Linked DNA regions of Homo sapiens: region 1 is linked to region 2. A link is a loop called in an ENCODE intact Hi-C map of the cell type or tissue named here. Cell type or tissue: endothelial cell of umbilical vein. All regions are shown on one strand. Each heading gives the region's core, and the rest is flanking DNA. Links, peaks and the distances in the headings are about the cores only. Region 1 overlaps ITFG2-AS1 (ITFG2 antisense RNA 1). Region 2 overlaps CACNA1C (calcium voltage-gated channel subunit alpha1 C).

What was found. A loop is a pair of places that touch in the nucleus more often than their neighbours do. Peaks named below come from ENCODE experiments on the same cell type or tissue, not always from the same donor. Only the 100,000 strongest peaks of a DNase experiment are listed, where the experiment ranks them.
Region 1: a loop joins it to region 2, with 8 times the contacts of the local background. A loop is called at or near these places in 1 of 110 quality-filtered maps.

What each region holds. Positions count from the first base shown.
Region 1 is chr12:2,781,323-2,786,692 of GRCh38, reverse strand. All of the region lies in intron 2 of ITFG2-AS1 (ITFG2 antisense RNA 1), which reads left to right. It also overlaps the pseudogene RPL23AP14. Among named protein-coding and RNA genes, the nearest start is that of FKBP4, 11 kb to the left of the region's middle. RefSeq lists an enhancer at 2,765-3,266. In endothelial cell of umbilical vein, for the core only: a CTCF peak has its summit at 2,491 (motif pointing right); a DNase peak (open chromatin) is centred at 2,502; H3K27me3 peaks cover 1,788 bases.
Region 2 is chr12:2,638,272-2,643,641 of GRCh38, reverse strand. The region is part of intron 30 of CACNA1C (calcium voltage-gated channel subunit alpha1 C); the gene reads right to left. Among named protein-coding and RNA genes, the nearest start is that of CACNA1C-AS2, 31 kb to the left of the region's middle. RefSeq lists an enhancer at 4,596-5,097. In endothelial cell of umbilical vein, for the core only: CTCF peaks have their summits at 2,301 (motif pointing left) and 3,126; DNase peaks (open chromatin) are centred at 2,291 and 2,791; H3K27ac peaks cover 1,903 bases.

The DNA of each region.
Region 1 (5,370 bases), core at 236-5,235, 140 kb before region 2:
GTTGTTGGGGTTTTTTTTTCATCAGTAATACTGGTTACTTTGAACAAATAAATAAAAGATTTCTGTAGTTACTTCCTTTATTAGAAAAGAACATTTGATACCATGGTGTATTATTTCTTCTGCATTAAAGAACAGCTTTTCTATATGTTGGGGGAAATTTTCAGTCATTACTCCATTACTCCATCAGAACTTGTGTTTTTTTTTTTTTTTTTGAGACAGAGTTTCGCTTTTGTTGCCCAGGCTGAAGTGCAATGGCGTGATCTCGGCTCATTGCAACCTCTGCCTCCTGGGTTCAAGCAATTCTCCTGCCTCAGCCTCCCAAGTAGCTGGGGTTACAGGCATGTGCCACCATGCCCAGCTAATTTTTGTATTTTTAGTAGAGATGAGGTTTCCCCATGTTGGTCAGGCTGGTCTTGAACTCCTCACCTCAGGTGATCCGCCCGCCTCGGCCTCCCAAAGTGTTGGGATTACAGGCATGAGCCCCTGCACCTGGCCAAACTTGTTTTCTTATAAGCCTAAGGACCATCTAGATTTTTATTTATTTATTTATTTATTTTGTGTGTGTATACATAAAATGCACATGTAAATGTTTTCTTAAAAAAAATTCACCGAAACAAAAGCCACAGGCAAACCCATGTTTTTGAGATGCCATTATTCTAAGCAAGCTACGAGATGATCACTTCAAGTTAAAGTGAAAAGCTTCCTGAAGCCATACATTTCAAGGGAAATAAGTAATTCTACTTAATAGGACAATTTAAATCGGCTAATTTTAAAGCATCTATGTCTATAAATGAAGTGGTTTGTTTGCAAAATTCCTAAATGGAAAAATTTTATCACTGCCATCACTGGAGGTTTCCCCATCCAGATGAGGAAACAAGACACATCCCGGTGTGTTTTAATTAGCTAAACAAAACTGAGTTAAGTGAACATGTGACAGTTTCTCCAGTGGGCCATTCCTTAAAAACATTTTGAAATCTCTGTTGCTATATTGACTTAAAGTCATGATTCATGGAATATGTAAGACTTGGCTCATAGAAACCTAGTGAGATGGTTAGAGGTATTGGCAGTCTAGGACCTGCTGCCATAAATGTGTGAACAACCTTTGGTAATCTCAACTATTGACCTGTATGTTTCTTCTTTACCCCAATGTAGAGATTCAGTCAGGCTGGTGGGAAAAATATTAGGGATTGTTATAGAGATAGACAGAAATCTTCTTGGAAGGCCGAGAAGTTTGCATAATTTTGGTAATAGATCTGGCTAAAGGCAGCCTGGTCCCTTTACCTTTAGTTAAATAGATTAAAGTAGTAACAAAAGAATGTGGGGAAGTTATCTAGCTAGCTTGTTTACTCATATGGTCTTAAGATTAACCTTTGATGTACGGTGGGTGCTTAAGTGCTTTCTACTTGGGAAGTCCACAATGTCAATTACCCTCTAGTGGTATTGACTCAAGTCTTTTGTCAATAAATCTTTACCAATAAATGTGAGTCTCACTAGCTGGTCAGGGCTGAGTCGCAACTGTTTACAGGACTCTGCTGGAGTCTGTAAGCGGCTCGGAGACACTCAGCTGGACTGGCAAAGCAGAATATCTGAGTGTCAGTGTACTTCATTCATCTGTCACTGGGTCAGAGGTCTGCAAAGGACAGACCCCCTGCAGCTGGTGTCCCCGTGTGAGGAGTGCTACCACACCCCGACTCATTCCTTACATGTAGACTATTTTCTTTACTGGTTCAGCAAAAGCCAGGAAAAACAACTCTGTAGCAAGCAGAATGTTATTCGACTATATATTGTTTAATTTATTGTAAATACTGGTGAACAGTGGTCAATAAATAGTTTTATATTCCTTCAAAAAGAAAGAAAGAGCTTGCAGGGTGTGCATAGGTTGTCTGCAAACGCTGTGCCATTCTGTATCAGGGGCTTGAGCACCTGTGATGTTAGTATCTTCAAGGGAGGGTCCTGGAGCCAGTCCCCCACGTATACTGCGGACTGACTGTATTTGGATTTTGACAGAAGGCTGAGAAACCCAGAATGTCAGAGACAACCTCCCAGCCGTAGAAAGCCGAGTTAATATCAGGAGAAGCCAGTGGTTAAATTCACAGTCTTTTTACACACAAGAGCAAAACAAATTTTACAACAATGGTGGAAAAAACTCAGTGATCGCTCACTGAAGTGAATTAAAGGTGCAGTGATAGTTACAACATGGCAACCGCATATATTGACAAGCGAGATCTCATCCAAGAGTATAGGGTTTGATGGGGGGAGCGAGAGCCTCTCTGAGGATGCATCCTCCTTTGAAAGCACTCACCTCGCCCCTGCGTCCACGAACGTGGGAAAAGTGTGGGAGATGGCAGAGTCTCAGCAACCCCTCAATCCAGTTTGTCTCTTAGACAGCATCCATATCCCCCATCCTCCATCAGCTCCTTTTCCAGCTTCCCGATCCTGCAGTTGTTTTTGTACAGCGGAGAGGGAAGTGTCTGTGCTTAGGACAATGCTTCACATTGCCAGGAGAGGGCAGCAGATCACGCTCCCGTTCCCCGCGCTACCTCGGCGCTGTCCGGGATTCCGGTCAATTTTCAAGGGTCGTTGAGTGCTCATGGGAGCCAGGCTCTGTGCCAGGCACTGGGAGCGCAAAGCCAACTGAGATACGGGGCCCTACTTTGCAGGAGGCTGTGGTCTAAGAGGGCGAGGCAGCCATGGAAACATACAGGACCAGCGGGGCGAGGCGCTGGGGCAGAAGGCTCTTCAGGGGAGTGTGGGGTTCCCAGGAGGGGTATCAGAAAACACTCAGCAGAGGCCAGTCGCAGTGGCTCACGCCTGTAATCCCAGCACTTTGGGAGGCCGAGGCCGGCGGATCACTTGAGGTAAGGAGTTCGAGATCAGTTTGGCCAACATGGTGAAACCCCGTAGCTACTAAAAATACAAAGATTAGCTGGATGTGGTGGCTGGTGCCTACAGGCTGCTCGGGAGGCTGAGGCACGAGAATCACTTGAATCCTGGAGGCAGAGGTTGCAGTGAGCTGAGATCGCGCCACTGCACTCCAGCCTGAGTGACAGAGCTAGACTCTGTCTGAAAACAATCAATCAAACAAACTATACCCCACACAGCCAGCAGGAAGAGGTGCTTGAGCTGAGTCTTGGAAGCGGGTAGGTTTTTCCGGTTCCTAGGCCAGGCAGGGCACCCCAGGCAGGGGAGTCGGGGCTGAGTGTGATGCTACAGGGTGCGCTCAGGTTTGAACACAGAGCACTGGGGGCAGGAGGAGGATCTCAGAAAGGGGGAGGATCACGGAGGGCTGTCCTCCTTGGCCATGCTAAGACCTGAGACCTCCTGGGCTCAGGCCATCCTCCTGCCTCAGCCTACGGAATAGCTGGGACTACAGGCGTGTGTCACCATGCCCAACAAATTTCTCAATTATTTGGAAAGATGGGGTCTCCCTATGTTGCCAAGGCTGGTCTCAAACTACTAGGCTCAAGTGACCCTCCTGCCTCAGCCTCCCAAAGTGCTGAGATTGATGATGTGAACCACCACACTGGTCCAGTTCAATGATTTTTAGTATATTTGGTATATTTACAGAATTGTGCAACCATCACCAAAATCTACTTCTGGAACATTCTATCATCCCAGAAAGAAACTTGTGCCCATCAGAGTTACTTTTCATTCTCATCCCCAGCCCTAGGCAACAAGTTGTCTACTTTCTGTCTCTATATTAGGCTGTTCTGGATATTTCATATAAACTGAATCAGGCAATGTGAGTTCTTTTGCATCTGGCTTCTTTCATGAAGCATTGCATTGTTGAGGTTGATCAATGTAGTAGCATGCACCAGAACTTCCTTTTGATTGCTGAACAGTATTCCATTGTATGTTCCATGTTTTAATCCCTTTGCCCGTTGATGGGCATTTGGGTTGTCTTGACCTTTTGGTTCTTGTGAATGGTGCTGCCATGAACATTCACATACAAGCCTTTGTGTGGACATACATTTTCATCTTCCCTGGGTACATACTTAGAAGTGAAGTTGCTGGGTTTAAGGCAATTCTGTTTTTAACATTTTGAGAAACTGTCATACTATCTTCCAAAAAAGTGGCTGCACCATTTTATTTGTTTATTTATTTATTTAGAGGCGGAGTTTCACTCTTGTTGCCCAGGCTGGAGTGCAATGGTGCAATCTCGGCTCAGTGCAACCTCTGCCTCCCGGATTCAAGTGATTCTCCTGCCTCAGCCTCCCAAGTGGCTGGGATTACAGGCATGTGCCACTGCACCCGGCTAATTTTGTATTTTTTTATGGTGAAAAGATATACATATATTTAGAATTAGCCAGCTGGACTCAGTTTAGATGATCCCAATTTTGTTGGCAACATCCAAAGCATCATAATCAGGAGATGGCTGAACATACGCCTTCTTCTCTCCATCAGGCCGAATCAGGGTGTTGAATTGGGCCACGTCAATGTTATAGAGCTTCTTCACAGCCTGTTTGATTTGGTGCTTGTTGGCTTTAACGTCCTTAATGAACACAAGCATGTTGTTGTTGTCTTCTATCTTCTTCATGGCCGGCTCAGTGGTCAGCAGAAACTTAATGACAGCATAGTGGTCAAGCTCATTTCTCCTGGGGGTGCTCTTCCGAGGATCTTTGGGTTGCCTCTGGAGTCGCAGTGTCTTGGGCCACTGGAAGGTTGGTGACATGTAGATCTTCTGTTTTTTGTGGCTGTGGACACCTTTCAACACTGCCTTCTTGGCCTTCAAAGCCTTGGCTTTGGCTTTAGGAGTGGCAGGAGCTTCCTTCTCTGCTTTCAGTGCCATCTTGTGAAAAAGTAATTTTGTATTTTTAGTAGAGACAGGGTTTCACCATGTTGGTCAGGCTGGTCTCAAACTCCTGACCCAGGCTGGTCTCGAACTCTTGATCCACCCACCTCGGTCTCCCAAAGTGCTGGGATTACAGGTGTGAGCCATTGCGCCCAGCCTGCACCATTTTGTATTTTCACTGGCAGTGTATGAGGATTTTGATTTCTCCACATCCTCTCCAACACTCGCTGTTATCTGCTGATTGGTTATAGTCGTTCTAGTGGGTGTGAAGTGACATCTCATTGTGGATCAATTTACATTTTCCTAGTGACTAGAGATGTTGAGCGCTTTTTAATGTGCTTATTGGACATTCATGTATGTTCTTAGGCCAGGCACAGTGGCTCACGTCAGCACTTGGGAGGCCAAGGAGAGCGGGTCGTGAAGCTAGGAGTTTGAGACCAGCCTGACCAACATGATGAAGTGTTGGGAACAGGCCCCAAAATCTGGCCATAAACTGGCCCCAGAACTGGCCATAAACAAAATCTCTGCAGCACTGTGACATATTTGTGATGGCCATGAGGCCCACGCTGGAAGGTTGT
Region 2 (5,370 bases), core at 271-5,270:
CTGAATCTTGGAGCCACTGGGTATGGCAGCGGGGCAAGACATTTTAAGGAGGCCAAAGGCAAACATGTTTTAAGCTGCAAGCCTTCTAAAGCTGAATGAACAGGTACTTGCTAAGAGAGGCGAAGGTTAAACAAACGTTAGCTGGGATAGACAGAAGCTGAGGGTAGAGGCCATGGCTTTCAGACAGAAGAGCAAATGAATGAGGTATGCGTAGTTGAAAGCAATTCTAAGCAGAATTCCCATTTTGGTTTGGTGTGAGTGGAGAGACAGAAGTGATGGAGGAGAAGAACTGAGCAGAAGAAGACAAACAAAGGGCAGGGAACGCACCAGGATAAAGCTAAAGATGGACAGGGACCATGGAAAGGACTCTGTCCCGGGCCACCACCCCCAGGTCGGAAACCCACGGGCTTTTGTGTTTCTCCAAAGTGGAATTCCAGCTAGAAGGAGAGGGCCCTTCTTGCCTTTCTTGTGTGTTTGGAGTTACAGACACTGAGTTGAAATGCCCCTTCAGAACTCCCCTCGAGGGGTCTTTGGCCCCAAGGGGACTGGCAGCCGGGCTCCCAGCGTGGGGCTGCAGCTCCTGGCCCTCTTTTGCTCTTCCTGCTTTGTGTGTGAAGCTGTGGATGGCTGAGAGCTATGCCCTGTGCTACTGGCTGCAGTGACCAGTTTGCTGGCTGGAAGTGGCTGAAGCCTCAGGGTCTCACTGTTATCATGTGCAGCCTGATGGCTCCCAAGGTGTTATTACCTGCCAGAAACACACACTAAACAAGACTGATCACAGAATTGCCTGGGAGTTTCATCTTCCCCTGGGAAGGACAGCCCAGCGTCTAGTCATTCAAACAAACCAACCAACCTCCACCAACAAAAAGCCCATGAAGAATAAACGAATGAAATCAAGGTGCCAGTAGTACTAACTACATCAAAGAATTCCTTATGCCAGAGGGAGAGGTCACAAGATAGAGAAGAAAGGCAGAGAAACAGAGTGGGTGAGGCAGGGCGGGGCAGAGACTCAAAAAGGAAACAAACAGATGATTCCCTGGGTGGGAGCACCAAATATGAGAGTAAGTGGGCATCAACAGAAGTGGCCATGCTTCTCGAGGCACCCTACGTATCTTTGAGCCTTCCTGTGTCTCCTCACTACCAGCTCATGGCATCTTCTAGGTGCCTTTGCTTTACGAGCTTTCTGGAAAGAACCCCAGCAGCAGGTTGCTGAGCCTGTAGGAACTGAAGTGTCAGACACTGGCCAGGTACAATCAGTTGTCTGGCCACAACAAAAGGTGTGCTAGGCAACTTCCTCCCACCCTTACACGGAGGGGAAGGGAACAGAGGGCCGTATGTGGGTTGATAAGATGAGAACAGGAAAGGAAAGAGCATTTGAGGGAAACAAAAAGTGACACAGTTTGGGGCAGAAGGCAGAGGGCAAGGGGAGCCTGGATGGGTCAGAGCCGCATCAGGACCTCGGCAATCTCACACAGCTGAATTAACAACCCAAATTGGATGCCTATAAAAAAACAGGTTCCCATGACCTTTCGGGTCAAACCTGCAGGGTACTTCTCAAGGCAAAAGCTTTTGAGAAGACTTGCTGCACCAGGCCACTTCTCAGGCCCGTCTCTCTGTCTGCACCCCCTCAACCCCACATCACACCAGTTCACACAACAAGCCTCGCCCTAGACCTTGAGATCCGGGGCATTCGGCCTCCTCCCAGGGGACTGCTGATGGTCAGATGCTTCATCCCACTTCTAGGAATGAGGGTGGCTCTGCTAACTCTCTCAAGGGCCAGCCATACTCTTAAGCAGAGTAGAAAACAGCCTTTGTGGGGGGATGGGGAGGGACCTCACAAAAGTAATCTCCCCACTCAGGGGTCACGTTGCTAAAGGCTCACCTGAGATACAATAAACATTCCACCTGCAGGTTGAGCATCGCCTTCTCTTCAAGGTACAATGATCTATTAGAAGGGCAGCTCACTGAGTTGCTACCACCCAGCATGAATGACTGTGCTGGAATCACTTCATTTTGAAACAAGGCATCTTGGTAGCATTAGGTTTGTTGGGGGTGGGGGCTGTTGCCGAAAGTGGGAAGAAGCTGGAAGGGACTCCGAGGGCAACAGGAGGCTCCAGCAATGAGAAGGGGGGCTGGAGGGAGATGTCAAGGATAACCTCTGCCCCACCCAGCTGTCCTGAGACCACGGAACTTGATTTAATCTATGTGTCCTAGAACCAGCTCAGGCCACACCCACCAATGTCATCTAGACAATGGTTGGCAACAGCACCCACTGGAGCCCCCTACTGACCGGGAGTTCCGGTCAGCTTGCTGTGAAAAACCTGTGAAAATGAGCAAGCTGTTTCCTGCCTCTGGCCTTTTGTGTCCTCATCTAGAAAATTTGTATATCCTCAAGCAACATCACACAGCGGGTGCTCAAGGTACCTTTGAGGAATAAACAAATAAGGGTTTGGGCTAGGTGGTCTCTAAGGTGTGTACACCCTAATGTCCTTGGACAAATCTGCTTTCTGACCACATCTCTCTACCCTCCTTCCTCATCACAGCTATGGGCAGTGGGGGGCACTCAGCCTTGCCTTTCTTGTGCCCATTCTGGCCCCTTCTCTGCCATGGCAGGGGGCAGGAGGCGTGGTTACAGCCACAAAGGCAGACAGAGACAGCCAGGCCCACTGTCCAACGCAAGCACTGTGGGTTGCAGGCCGAGAGAGAGGGCTGGAGTCGTGCAGGCTGAGCTGACTCACCCCTGAGGGGGTGGACGTGCAGCAAGTAGCTCTCTCTATGACTCAGGACTGACTGCTTTTCCTCCATCCTTCCAGGACCCAGAGCCAGAGAGGAGCCCGGCTTGCTTGTGATTGTTGTGGAGAGTAGTGAGTGACAGTTATAGGAAGTTGTGCCTGGGGGCCTATGGTGGAAAGATACTAAGGTAGAAAGGCTTTCAGGGCCTGAAGGTGGGGAAGACTTGGGACCAGTATCCCGACATGCTGATCCCTGGACACTCTCTGCCCTGCCTTGTCGCTGCTTGCTCCTTCTGGCCCCCCTCCTCCCAGTCTCTTTCTTCAGCTGCAGATGCAGATGCCAACTGGGCAAAGGGAGTGGTGCTGCTCTGCGCCTCCTGGCGTTTGCCTTCTGTTCCCTGTAACCAGAGACACGGATCCGGGTGTGTAGCCTGCATTCTGTCTGAGCATCCCAGGGGGATCCCAGGCTTTGTGGATCCAGCATCCGCAGCATCAACCGACACAGAGAAGTCAAGTCAGGCAGCTCCGCCCCAAGTCCCGTTGCCAGGAGGCACTGAATGAGGAGTGCAGGAGCCACTGGGCCCTGCCCTTCAGTGATGCCCAGGCCAGCCTGGCCCAGGGATTTAGCCAGCGGGCACTGTGAAATGCAAGAGCCAATTCTTGGACAGAAATGAGTTTGAATCCAAGATTTGCCTCCCATTCACCGTGTGGCCTTGGGCAGATGTTCGTCCTGTCTGAGCCTTGATTTCCTCATGTGGAGAGTAAGCACACGGGTTTCATCCGATCATGTGTATGGTGTCCTCAGCATGATGCCTGATCCGTGCTCATCAGGTCATCCTCATGTCGGTCCTCTTCTCATGTTCACAGCCAGTGCCACCTTCGCTTAGCTTTATTTCCCTGCTCTGGACACTCCTGTGCATCGTGCAAAGCCTCCAGCAATTCCTCCTGAGAGCTGTGCCCAGAAGCTCCAGGGCCAGTGTTCTTTCCCCTCCCTGTGCCTGCTCTGCTCCCCGAAGGTCTTTCTCCTGCTCCTTTTCTCTGGAGAATCTCCAGGTGAGCTCCACCAAAGCCAAGGGAGCCTGTCCTCCCTTGCTGCCCTTCAGCACTGTGGCTTCAGGGATTATCTCTATGCAGATGATTCCCTGGAGGAAGCATCCCCATGACACCATGGGCGCCTGATGACAGGAAACACCACCTCAGAACCCAGCAAGGCAATGGGGGCAATGAAGCATCCACCTCCAGCTGTCAGAAAATGCCCAAGTCAGAATCACTGCAGGCTAGAGTTGCAAGAGACCATCCTAAACCTCTCACTCCTCACTTTTGCATTCAAGGAAATTGAGGCCCAGAGAATGGAGTTCATTGCTCTAAGTCACCAGAGCTGGAAGCATAATCAAGGCTTCTTCATTGACAACTTGGGAATGTTTCTCTATGTCCATAATGCAGGAATTCAGGCTGCCCAGCACTTTCTATTGTTCAGTATATTTTAAAATACAAAATGAAAAAGAAGTGTGTCGGGAAAGGCTGTTGGCCCAAGCAGTCAAATTAATTCCAGTTTGGGATGTTTAGGGAGCAGTTTCTGGTGCTGTAGTAACTTTCACGAACAATCACAGGAAAATATGATTTCAGACCCAAGCACTGAGGAAGAGCAAGAGGCTTCCCTAGAGCAGCAGGACATCGCACTCTTACCTCCCCGGCTCACAGAGGAAGAAAAGCTCGGATTTAGACCCAGGTGATGCATTGGCAGGAGAAGGGCCGGGGCCCATGGCTCAGATACTGAGGCTGAATTCAGCATGACCGCACGAGGGGGCCTGAAGACGGTCCTCTTGTGACACCTGGCAGTTGTTCAGCGGCATCTCCCAGATGAACAGAAGTTTGCGGGTCCCGATCTCCTCGCGCCAGAGGCCCTGGCCCAGGCCTCTCCGCTCCTCTGCCTCTTGTCGCTTCTTCTTCTCTAGTGCCGGGGCTTTGGGTACCATCTTGTTGTGAATGACTCCATCCCCAGGCCTCTGACCTGTGTGTCCACCTGACATCTCCCCTCCAAGGGCTAACAGATACGTCAAAACTGTGCTCTGGCATTTCCTAACTCACACAGGCCCCGCCTCCAGCCCGCCTCCTTGCCTACCTGCTCCATCCTCCTCTGATTTAGGCCAAACCTCCCAGTCCTCCTGGGCAATTCTCCTCCTGCCCCCATGCAGTCTGTCAGGAAACACTGTTAATTTTGCTTGCAAAACAGAGTGACGGGCTGGCCATTTTCCACCGCTTCTACTGCCACAACTTTGCTCCACGCTATGCATCTTCCACCTGGATGACTGCATTTGCCTTCTAAATGATCTTCCAGATTCCACCCTTGACTCCTACAGCCAGCCAGAGTGGTCTCTTTAAAAACCAGTCGGGTCACGTGACACCTCTGCTCAAAGCCACCAGTATGTCCCCTTCTTGCTCAGAGTAAAAGCCCAAAAGTGGAACCTGTTAGTTACCCCTCTGCTACCCTCACCTCTCCTTTCCCAGCTCAGTCCGCACCAGCCAGGTTGGCTCCTCCTGCCCTGCTACCTCTTCTCCCGATCTCCACATGGAGAATCCTCAATTCCTTCATGCCTTTGCTTTGTTCAACTGTCACCTCCTTAAGGAAGCCCATCTT